Linked DNA regions of Mus musculus: region 2 is linked to region 1. Evidence: chromatin contacts called from ENCODE Hi-C or POLR2A ChIA-PET data. All regions are on one chromosome and are shown on one strand. Each heading gives the region's core, a stretch centred on a gene start or an enhancer-like site at or near the end of the contact. The rest is flanking DNA. Distances are from core to core; before and after follow the strand shown.

Evidence for each region. A loop is a pair of places that touch in the nucleus more often than their neighbours do. ChIA-PET counts read pairs that join two places held with the same protein, here RNA polymerase II (POLR2A).
Region 2: a loop to region 1 is called in a map of left cerebral cortex, with 5 times the contacts of the local background. The contact joins the promoter of Tnfrsf1a here to the promoter of Ltbr in region 1. A Hi-C loop is called at or near these places in 8 of 37 maps with a recorded cell type or tissue (adrenal gland, gastrocnemius, heart and 1 more). POLR2A ChIA-PET finds 5 or more read pairs at or near these places in 4 of 5 experiments (Patski and embryonic stem cell).

The regions. Positions count from the first base shown.
Region 1 is chr6:125,311,500-125,317,388 of GRCm38, reverse strand. Ltbr (lymphotoxin B receptor) reads left to right here and starts at 3,504. Exons shown (of 10, transcript NM_010736.4): 1 at 3,504-3,799; 2 at 3,903-3,999; 3 at 4,270-4,395; 4 at 4,479-4,637; 5 at 5,023-5,119; 6 at 5,267-5,346. The coding sequence starts at 3,704. It also overlaps a transcript of Scnn1a not described here.
Region 2 is chr6:125,346,208-125,352,096 of GRCm38, reverse strand. It overlaps Tnfrsf1a (tumor necrosis factor receptor superfamily, member 1a), which reads right to left and starts at 2,374. Exons shown (of 10, transcript NM_011609.4): 1 at 2,035-2,374. The coding sequence starts at 2,073.

The sequences.
Region 1 (5,889 bases), core at 2,255-4,754:
ACTCACTCTGTGGCCCAAGCTGTTCTCAAATTCCCAGTCCCCCAAGTGCTGAAGTTACAAATGTATGCCACTATGTCCAACTTAATGGTCGTTGCCCGTTGGCCCACTCCGCAGACAAAAGAATCTCACATCTTGGCTAGGATCCAAGGTTTATCATTTTTTTGACAGTGGAGTGCACACGGGAAAAACTTCAAACATCTCGGCTTCCTCCAACAGCATACTGATTTGGGGGGCTGTTAATTTATCAAAATTTCTTACACCTTTCCCCTTTCAGCTTTTATGCTTTCTAGGGTAAAAATGAGTCACACAATTAATCATACCCCTTTACTTTTACACTTAGCACTAACTATGGGGCAGCCTACTGTGGCAAAGAGCATCCTTTTATCATTCTTTATGTAGTATAAATCTAATGAGGTAGACCAGAAAATTTCTCTCTCCCATCCTCATTCTAGCGACCTGTGAAGATGCTTAGGAGTCCCCATTAAGACTTATTCCTTTGCTTAGTTACAGGGCTTGACAAGGTCCTTGCTGCTGGCAATCCCAACCAGGCAATTCCTTACTGTCTGAGCCTGTCTTACACTGCGGGACACAGCAACATCCCTGGCCTCTGCGCTAGGTGACAGTGGGAATTCCAAGCAGTTGCAACCTAAAGTGTCTTTAAGATATTTCCAAGTGTCTTCTGGGGAGCAAGGTTACCAAGATGGAGAGTAACTGGACAAATCTTTGCTCCCACTGAAACTCCAAACACTCATCTGATCTGTCCATTTCTCTCTGTCTACCAGCCCAGCTGGGCTGGCTAACGGAATCAGTTGGCTAAGGGAAATATAAGGAAGAAGACAGGAGTGGTTTAGAGTGATCCACTCACACCAATTCTCTTTGGGAATTACTCATAGGCTGTGGGGAAAAGGGTGTTTCCGCAACCCCTTCGGAGGGAGGCCTGGGAGAAGAGCCCTTCACACCTTCTGGGAGTCTGAGGGCACTCAGTTCTGGTCTGGTATTGCCCAGTGGACATTGATGAAAGTTTCTGGAAGCTGGTAAAAAGTCCAAGTAACAAAGACAATGCTGTGCTCACTAAGAATTTGAAGATTTCTCATCCGGAGTCTCCATCCCCCAGAAGAAGGTTGGAGAGGTATTATAGTAACCATTTTGTATTGTCTGCCCGAAGTCTCCGTAGGCTGCCAGGAGGTGGGTCGGGTCTCCCCACCTTTCTGAGTCCTGTCACAGAACGTGCCCACACTCCTATACTCACTGCATAAATAGACAAATAAACAGGTGAAAAAAGTCAATGAGACCCCACTAATCTACATGTGAAAACTCACAAACTTTAAAATCCACACTAAAGGTAGCCAACACCTTTAATAGCAGAGCTTGGGAGGCAGAGGAAGGCAGATCTCTGAGTTCAAGCCCAGCCCAGACTACAGAGGGAGTTCCAGGTTAGCCAGAGCTACACAGAGAAACCTTGTCTTGGGGGGAGAATGATGTGAAAAAAAAAGACAGGTCACAAGTGAAAGCTAAGTAAGACAACATGGAGGCTCCTAATTCTCTCTCTCTCTCTCTCTCTCTCTCTCTCTTTCTCTCTCTCTGAATAGTACATGTGAATTTTCCCTAATAAAACATTAAAAAAAAAAAAAAGAAATAGTGAAATGTATCTAGGGCCGCTCCCCACCCACCCGTTCCTTTATGCTGTTAAGAGATCCAAGTGAGTCAAGCCCCTGCCCCAACTCCCTGAGCCCAGAAGGAAGAGAAATCAGAGGTCTGCTATTCAGTATCTCTACCACTGCCAGGGAACCTGGGACAATTGAGACAGACAGGTACCAGCAGAGTGGAGCTGCTGGGCCAGCACCCAGGGAGGGGACAGCACAGAGTGACTATCAAGAGCCCAGGCAGCAGTTAAGAGCATCAACTGCTCTTCTGAAGGTCCTGAGTTCAATTCCCAGCAACCACGTGGTGGCTCATAACCACCACTAAGGAGATCTGACTCCCTCTTCTGGAGTGTCTGATGATAGCTACAGTGTACTTACATATAATAATAAATAAATCTTTTTTTTAAAAAAAGTATACACTTAAAAAAAAAAAGCCCAGGCAAGTTCCCCCCCACCCCGCCCCGCTCTGTTCCCCCCTCTCCCCAGGTCTTCTCTAAAACTCAATCCCTTGCCAGCATTTCGAGGCTCCACCGAAAGCCTGTCTGGATATCTGATCCACCATGGAAAAGGTCAGTTCTCAGGTGAGCTATTGCAAGAGAAGGCTTTCCCTCATTCCAAATGAGAGTCCAACCCCACCCCCCACCCCCGAGTCACAAGGGAGGCAGGACAGATGTTGCCATGGGCTGGGATCTGAAAATCAGATCTGGACTGCAGTTAAGTTCTTCCAGAGTGGCTAAGCGGTGTGGACAGCCTTCATTTACACAACGAATATGTACCTGGCCAGTGGCATAAGCCAGATCATGCTAGACTCCGTGAGCCTAGACTAAATAGCCAAACCAGGCCACGGGCCAGCCAATAGCCTAGTAAGGAGCACAGGGCAGACATTAGGGTTCCTTGGGGGCTCCATGGCTGTTTTCTTAATAGAAATTTAGAGGGGTGTGTGTGTGAAGGGGGCTGGGGGGGGGGGTTGGGAATCAGTAGACGTGGGAAAAAGGGGTGTCACATACTTCCAGCAGCTCTGGGCTATTAATGGCAGGAAGAAAAGGCCCACCAGGCTTAACGATCTTGGAACCCTGTGCACCGCTGCCTGGCACCCTGGGCAGGTCTTCTCTAGAAAGTAAGGTACCTACACTGGCTGGGCTCTCAGGTCCCTCGGTTTAAGAGAGTTATAGGCTTATGTGCACACACGCTGGAACTAGGCTACCCAGCCCCAGCCCAGAAGCCCCCACTCACCAGGACCTGGGTTTACACACGCCCACCCTTCCGTGAGAGAGGTCCCAGAGGAGAGGACAGATTCAGGGCCAGCTGAACTCTCTCCAGTGTCTTGTGGTGTGCGCCCTGGTGTGTGGCGTGGGTGGGCTTGTTACTGTGGAAGCTTCTTTTTAAAAAGTCACAGAGTGGAGCAGGCCCTCAGTCTCTGCCAAGTGGGATGCCTGGCCAGACGCTGGCTGCATCTGCTAACCACCTCTGGGTATCCTGGCTGGGTGCACTGTCAATCCCTGGCGCCTCCTCTTTGCAAATCTGACACCCAGCTGTCCACAGCTCTCTGCCTCAACGTCCACGGCAGGTCAACCAAGTCAGCTCTGCCTCGGGCTCTCGGAGGTGGGCCTGACTGATGGCTAGCCACTGTCTCTGCTGCCCCCCTTTCGGCCAGCAAGCGATCCTAATCCGCAATCCCCTCTGAGAGCCAGGCTTCCGAAGAAAGGTGGAGGCCGGGTTCCGGGCCTGCAGCTCTCACGTGCTTTCCCGGCCACCCCCTCCCGCCCTGCGTCGAGGCGGCCAAGCCTGTTCCTCTTCCCCCCCCCCGTCGCGATTGCGACAGGCCGGCCTCTGCTCCCAGGGCTCCCTGCCCCCGCCCCCGGCCGGCTCGCTCCACTCCCACTTCCTGAGCCCGGCGCTGGAGCCCTGGAGGCCAGGCCCGGCCGCTCCCGGCCCCCGGGGGCACGTCGGCCCAGCCGCCAGGCTTGGGAAGTCGTGGCCAACGCTGCTCAGGACGTCCGGGCTTCCCACCTTCCTCCTAGGACTCCACCCGGTCTGGTCAGCCGAGCCGAAAGGCCGCCATGCGCCTGCCCCGGGCCTCCTCTCCCTGCGGCCTGGCCTGGGGGCCACTCCTGCTGGGACTCAGCGGGCTTCTGGTGGCCTCTCAGCCCCAGCTGGTGAGGGAGGGGCTAGGTGGGATGGACCAGGTTTCTCTCTAGCCCTTCTGCCCTCCAGAGCTGACCCTGCCTCATTCTTCTCTTTCTCCGCCTCCTCTGGAAGGTGCCCCCTTATCGCATAGAAAACCAGACTTGCTGGGACCAGGACAAGGAATACTACGAGCCCATGCACGACGTCTGCTGCTCCCGCTGTCCCCCAGGTGAGAACAGTGGCTCCAAGTGGCTTGGGTGGTAGAGGTGAGCCAGAATGAGCCAGCACTGCTAAAACTAGCCAGGAAGGAGAGTCTACGAAGCATTAGCATTGTCCCACGGACACTGAGATTTGAAGAGGTAGCGGCATGTAGCCATGAAGACAGGATGGGGACAAAGAGACCAAGGAGAGGCTCCGAGGCATGCAGCAAGCAGAGGCAGCGGACGCAGAGATGGACTTCTTGTCTCCTGATAACCCTCTTTCCCCATTCGCCTCATAGGCGAGTTTGTCTTTGCGGTATGCAGCCGCAGCCAAGACACGGTTTGCAAGACTTGCCCCCATAATTCCTATAATGAACACTGGAACCATCTCTCCACCTGCCAGCTGTGCCGCCCCTGTGACATTGGTAAGTGGGGACTCATCTGGATCTGCATGATGGGTACGACTGGGAGGGCCAGCTCCTCTCTGACTCTTCCCTCTCCCTGACAGTGCTGGGCTTTGAGGAGGTTGCCCCTTGCACCAGCGATCGGAAAGCCGAGTGCCGCTGTCAGCCGGGGATGTCCTGTGTGTATCTGGACAATGAGTGTGTGCACTGTGAGGAGGAGCGGCTTGTACTCTGCCAGCCTGGCACAGAAGCCGAGGTCACAGGTCAGAGGTCACTGAGGGCAGCCAGTAAAGGGAGGCTGGGCATCAAGGGCAAGGAACGTGATACTGTGCGCATGGTGCTTCTCCCCACTGGTACTGTGAGTGTGGTACCTCTGCCCACTGGGAGAACCATAAAGAATCTATCAGTCCTTGAAAAAGGCTCACAGGAGGGGGTCTGCCAAGACATGAACTGGTATGAGGAGCTTAGAAGGTAGCTCCCTCCTGTCAGCCCTGGGGAAGCTTGGGCAAAACGGCAGGCTGCAAAGCCAAGCTTGGGAAAGGTAGCAACTACAGAGCAGAATGGTTGGCAAAGAGGGGACGTAAAGGAAGGCCACCGAGTCCTCACACTTACCCACTCACCCCCACTGGCCTGCCTTTCTTTTGCCAGATGAAATTATGGATACTGACGTCAACTGTGTCCCCTGTAAGCCGGGACACTTCCAGAACACTTCCTCCCCTCGAGCCCGCTGTCAACCCCATACCAGGTGAGAGGGCCCTTCCCCCACTCACCTCCAGGAAACCCAAGGGTTGTCATCTCCTCCATCCTTGACTTCCGGCCATCCCGACCATGTGTTCCTGGAGCCAGTCACCAAGGGGAGCAGGGAGAAGCTCACAGTCTTGTTTCTCCACAGATGTGAGATCCAGGGCCTGGTGGAGGCAGCTCCAGGTACCTCCTACTCGGATACCATCTGTAAAAATCCCCCAGAGCCAGGTAAGACACCGGGCTGAGGAACACAAGGCAGGGTCGGTCTGGGAAGATGCCTCAGCCCCCCTCATCCACAGAAACAGGGAACAGTGCATCTTTCTTCCCAGGGTTAGACAAAGTCAGAAACATTTCTTCTGAAGAAATCAGAAGGAGGTAGCGTGTAGTTCCATGGTTAGAACGCTTGCTTGGGATACATAAGACCCTGAGTTTGGACCAAAAGAAAAAAAACGAAAACTTGGAAAGGCAGGTGTGGTGGTGCACCCTTGTAATCCCCAGCGCTTGAAAGGCTGCGGCAGAAGAATCAAGAGTTTGAGGCTAGCCTTGGCTACAGAGTGAGCCTGTCTCCATAGAGGGCCTGGAGATTAGAACATCCCTAGACTCTTTTCTTACACTTTCAAAATTATACATATTATGCCAGGAAACATTCCTGTGCTGTGACGTAATTCTAACCGGCTTCATCACTATGCTTGGATGCGATTCCGTCATAGCCTTCCTTCACTAATTGAATACCTCGTTGTTCACTTACACACATCTGTTGGAGACATGCTC
Region 2 (5,889 bases), core at 1,125-3,624, 36 kb before region 1:
TCCTGAATTGATTAAGCCATTAGTCAACGGTCAAGGTTTCTTTTTCAGGGCCTGGATAGGTGCTGGGGATGGGACATAGCTCACAGTTTCAAGAGCTCTCCATGAGCCAAAGATGATAACACACTATGAGCCTTAGGGTCTATGCAGGCAAGCTCAGCCCAGCAGACAGGCAAAGGCCATTAAGCAAGAAGACAGTTGGCATATAGCCCACCCTCCTCCCCCAGTTCTGCCTCTGGGATAGTACATCACCAAGGCCTTGGAACGTCTTTTCCTCCAGAGTATTCTAAAGTCATTTCCACTCCTGTACTGAAACTTTTTAAAAATAGCAAAGTCTTCTTGGCCTTGCCACATCCCTGCCACGGCCATCACTGCCTCATGACCTCAGCACCTCGTCCTACCTGAACACCTCACAGGCACTGTGCTCTGTACTGATAAGGCAGTGGCCAGCCCCATGTAGACTTCAGTAGCCTTCCGTGTGCCTTGTCTTCAGGATCTGCTTCTGTTCACGGTGCCCCCACCCTCACCTGGGCCTCCACAACTGGCTCAGCCTCTCTCCTCTACCTAGCTGGGCCACTGCACTCTGACAGTTATTGTGACATCTACCGTCACAATGAGTAGTGACGTGAGTAGTGACGAGTATCACTGCTAGAGATGAGAAGAGAGAAGCCAAGCTGAGTCCTTTCTGTTTGTGGCATACTTCTTACTCCCCTTTGGGATCATTCACCTAATCTGAATTGGACCTAGCAGGGAAGGAAATGAATAAATATTTAACACAAATCCATCTACTCAATCTTAATAACAACTATGAGGTACTGATCATTGTAGACATTTTGGAAATAAAAGAAACAAAAAGCGGGGGAGTCACATCACATGCCTGCGTTCATGAGGGTAAGGGTGCTGGGCTGAGCCCTAAATCCAGGTGATCTACCCCTAAAGAGAAAAGAATTAAGTGGGTGGGGGAGTTGGAGAACAGCCAGAGGGGCAGCCTTGACAAGTCTCCCAGGAGAGACTGGGAGACAGGACAGGACCAGGAGAAGGGAGGTGACACCCAGGCAGGGTTCTAGGACCACTGCTTTAGAATGGTGTGTAGAGAAAGGGAAGGGAATAGACACAAAGGAGCCACCCCCACCCCCCCACCCCACCCCCGCAAGGAGGCTCTGGAGACTGACCAGAAGAGAATGAGGAGTGAAAGGGGAGGGAGAAAAAGGCAGGTCTCAGGGATAACGCTGGGCCAGGGAGAGGCAGGACCCAGAGAACACTGCGCCGATGGTACAGCCCACCCAGACAGCCAGGGAGCCCCCAGGATCTACACAGAATAATTATGGACACACAGAAATCAAGAGAACATGAACACTAGGCCGAGGCCAGAGAAAAGTACATTTTCCAGTGACGAAAACAAGCTGCTACCAACTTCCCCAATTGGAACTGTGGAATTGGAAACCGTGAGACTGACTTTTGGGTCTGTGGGGAGGGAGCAGGAGGATACATGGCCTAGATAAAGAGGTATTAGCTACTTAAGGAGGGTCACGCCAGGAGGGACCTCTTGTCTGGAAGCAGAAATGGAGGCGGCAGAAGGTCAGAGGCTGTCTCAGGGAGAAGTCTGGGACCGGAAGGCTGCCCAGCTTTGTCCAGTTTCGGGTCCACTCCCAAGCACGCTTTCCCAAACTCGTCCCGCCAAAGCGGTTCTCCTAGCACCCAGTCTTCCAACACCCTGCCCCACGCTGTTCAACCTCGGCCAGAGAAAGAAGGCTTCTCCGTCTAACTCCACTGGCCGAGCAGCTGGCCTGACCACAGCCCAACACGGGCCAGGACCTTGACTGTCAGGGGCCCAGGCTTGCCAGCTTGGCTTGCCAGATTCTCTCCCTCTCAGATTTCTCCCTTCCACATCTCAGGGCAGCCCCAGGTGAGGCACAGCAAACCTGGCGTCAAACTAAAGCACAGAAGCCCCTGCCCCCATCTCTACCCCTAGTACAAGCCCACTCCTGCCCGGCGCCTCGCTAGCAACCCACCCTCCCCTCCAGTCTCCCATCTCACCAGTGACAGCAGCAGGCCAGGCACGGTGGGGAGACCCATGTCCGGCCGGCAGTGGCCTCTCACTCCCCCATTGGGGCTGGGGACAGGGCAGCAATTGACAACGCTCGTGAATGAAGTAAGATGATCGGACCAGGTGGCCCGGGCGATGGCAGCCTGGGCCTCGAGTTCGAGAAGCTGAAAGTCAGAGGCAGATAGAGATCAGGGTACGGTCCTCCAGGACCTCGCACCCAGTAGGCCCGATCATGAGCCAGAGTTCGGAAAACTCGGAGAAAATTTAAGCTGAGGGGAGAGAGAAGGTAGGAGGGGAAGGGAGAGTGGCGGGGGTGGTGTTGCAAGAGCGGGACCGGAAGAGCCTGGGGAGAGGCGAGGGAGGAGGAGGGAGGGAACTAGGAGGAGTGAGGAGAGGGCCAAGGTTCTTTAACGCTTTGTAGCCCGGGTCCCGTAGCTTGGCGCCCCAAACCCACTTAACACCACTTAAGAGCTTGAGAGTCCACAGAATTCCAGTTCGGACTCCTTTGCTTTTGAAGTGGGTGAGCTTAGACCGGTGGACTAACCCCTCTAAGCCTGTTGTCAATTTCACGGAAGGAAGCCAGCCCACCTATCTCACGGGACGGCAGGCGGGAGTTATTAGGGGGAGGGCAATATCTGATGCTCGCCCGCCGAGAACTCCTTTGCTTCGCGCTCTCCCTCCCTCTGAGTTCCCTCTAATCGCACTTTCTTGGACGTTTACCCAGTCAGCCCAAACCGGGAGGGAAATCAAATGTTCTTTTCTACCCTGCCTGGGTCCTGACCCAAGGTCACTCCCACTGACTCTCATCTGTGTCTTCCAGACAAGTCCCTCAGCTGCCCACCATGGCTCGGTCACCAACGGTGGGGCACGGGTGAGGGGGTGTCAGGCAGCACCCTCTCCTAAGCCTTGGTTGTCTCCCCAGTTGTTAATTTGGAGTGAAAAGTGCCTGCCCTGACATAGCAAAGAGAAGCCATGAGAATTCAGGCTTCTGTAAAGGGCTCCCAGGGCCCCCTTTCCAACCTGTGTGAAATAGGGTTTCATTTAGCCCAAGCCGGCTGGCCTCAAACTCACTGTCTAGCTGAGGCTGGCCTTGTACTTCTCATCCTCCCACCTCCTACCTGCTGAGACTACAGGTGTGCACCACCACACCCAGCTCTAGATATCCTGATGCATCCGTTGGGACTGACCTCAAAGATAGTTATACCACAGTCTGTAGCTTTAGGGGTGAGGAAAAAGCCACGGGACTCTGCACACTGGGAGGCTGATCTCGGAGAATCAGGATGCCAGCCGAGCTCCTACTGCAAGGCCCACAGTTCTCTCTGTCCTTTTGAGTAAGACCTTACCTTCTGATAGCATCCCTTACTAGGGATGGCTGCCTCCTGCCATCCCCATTTGGGCAGGTCTTCAGTGCAATGGAACCCTGTAACACCCGGACACTATTCACTCGAGTGCCCTTGAGACTCAATGACCTTCTTTATGCATGCCAGTTCAACCAACCTGCGGTCCTTTAAAAGCAGCTGAGACTTTGAGACTTGGAGGGAAAACCCAGGAATAGGGGCATAGGGCTTGGGGACTTGGAACCAGAGCTCCTGGCCCTTCTCCCTGTGAGCTACCCTGACTTCCAACCTCCAGTATCCTAACCCTGCTGTCTCCTCTCCTCTGTGACCCTGAAGGCAGAGCGGAAGACCAGCTGGAGGTGTCCCTGCTGCTGGAAGCTCACCCCCCTCTATCAGACTGGCCAGTTTTCAATGGGAGCAAGCCAGGAAAAAGAAATGGTGTGTGTGGGTATGTGGTCGGGGGTGGAGGTGGGGCTTCCCCAGCATAGATGAGGCCTTAAGTTTATCCCCAGCACACACACACACACACACACACACACACATACACACACACACACACAAATAGACACAAAACACACTAGCACATTTCTCAAGGCTAGTTTGGTGGTAAGATTCATATTAATATTAGAAGTGTTTGCCACATGTTAAGAATCCTACAATATCAATAATTTGAAAATAATAATTAACAACTCTTCAAGGTCCCATGCTTAATATTACAAGGAACTTTTAATGGTCTATCTGTGCAAACTGCCAAAGCCATTATTACTTAGAAGTTGGAACAAAAGGGGACTTTCCTTCAGGGCTTAGGATAAACGCTGATTTTTCTTAGCACCTTTGAAGCTTTGAGACAACAGGGTACTAGCATGCTCCATAAAACTCGGTTTAAGACCGTAAAAGCAGGTGAATTTGAGGACATGAAAAGCCAGCTAGTTTTACAGAGGAGATATGAGTAAGAGTAAGAGTAGAAAAGGCATCGGCCGGAGAGATGGCTCAGTAGTTAAAAGTACTTGTTGCTCTTGCAAAGGTTCAGGGTTGGGTTCCCAGCACCCACATAGCAGCTTATAATTGTCACTAATTCCAGTTCCAAGGGATCAGACACCCTCTCCTGGCCTCAGGTATGCATGTGGTATACAGAGATGCATGCAGGCAAAGAGCCATACGTATAAAATAAAAATAGTAAATCTTAAAATAAAAAATAACTGAAAAGATGGTGTTTGGTTTCCAGACCTGGGACAAGGGACTGAGGTGCCTTGTGTTGTTTGTTTGTTTGTTTGGTTGGTTGGTTTTTTTGTTTTGTTTTGTTTATTCGAGACATGGTTTCTCTGGCTGTTCTGGAATTCACTCTGTAGACCAGGCTGGCCTCGAACTCAGAAATCTGCCAGTCTTTCCCTCTCAAGTGCTAGAATTAAAGGCGTGAGCCACCACTGCCAGGCCCTGAGATGCATATTTTGCATACAAAAGCAGACCTGGCTTACAGGTTTTCCCAGCATCCCTCAGTCTCTATCTGGAATACCCTGCCCCAACCCTAAACCTTCCAGTCCAGGAGCTGGACTGCCCTTCCCACAGTGGTTCCTCCCTATATAATCCAGACATTTTGGACTCCCCGCCTCCTGCTCCTCCTCCTCCTCCTCCTCTCCCTGTGCACATGCCCCCTTCTCTTTCTCTCTCCCTCCCCTATCTCCCCTTTCCCCATGGTGACTTCCCTGGCCTTGTTCCTTGGGGATCAGTGAACTCGCCTGCTCAAGTACAGATTCCTTATTTTTTAAAATGTATCTAATGTATATGAGTACACTGTCGATGTCTTCAGACACACCAGAAGAGGGCATCAGATCCCATTACAGATGGTTGTGAGCCACCATGCGGTTGCTGGGATTTGAACTCAGGGCCTCTGAAAGAGCAGAGGTTGTTCTTAACCACTGAGCCACCTCTCCAGCCCCACCCCTCCCCCCCAGGTGCAGCTTCCTAATAAACCTGCCTTTAATATAATCTAATCTGGCTTGAATTGGCTCATTTCACCAAAGATGGAGAAATAACCTGGAGAGATGGCTCTGTGGTTAAGAGCACTTGTTGCTCTTGCAGAGGACCCAGATTCAGTCTTTAGAACCCACACAGTGGCTCACACCCACCCATAACTCCAGTTCCAGGGGATCTGGAGCCCTCTTCTGACTTCTGTGGGCACCAGGCATTCATGAGGTACACATACATACGTTCATGCAAAACACGAATACATATACAATTTTTTGAATGCCCCCACCCCAAGAACCAACAAGAAAAAGAAAACAAAACAAAACGTGACAGTGGGTAGAACAGGGGGCCAGAGCTGGTGGTTAGAGAAAGCAAATCAAAGGATGAAGGAGAGAGCTCCAGAGAACAGCCACCCTCCCCCATGCCTCACACATGCACAGGGACCTAAAGTCACTCACGCCACAGTGAATCCAAAGGGCACTGAGCTCCAAGTCCCTGTGACTTGGACCCTGGCCACAGTTCTGCCATCCAATACCCTGCTTT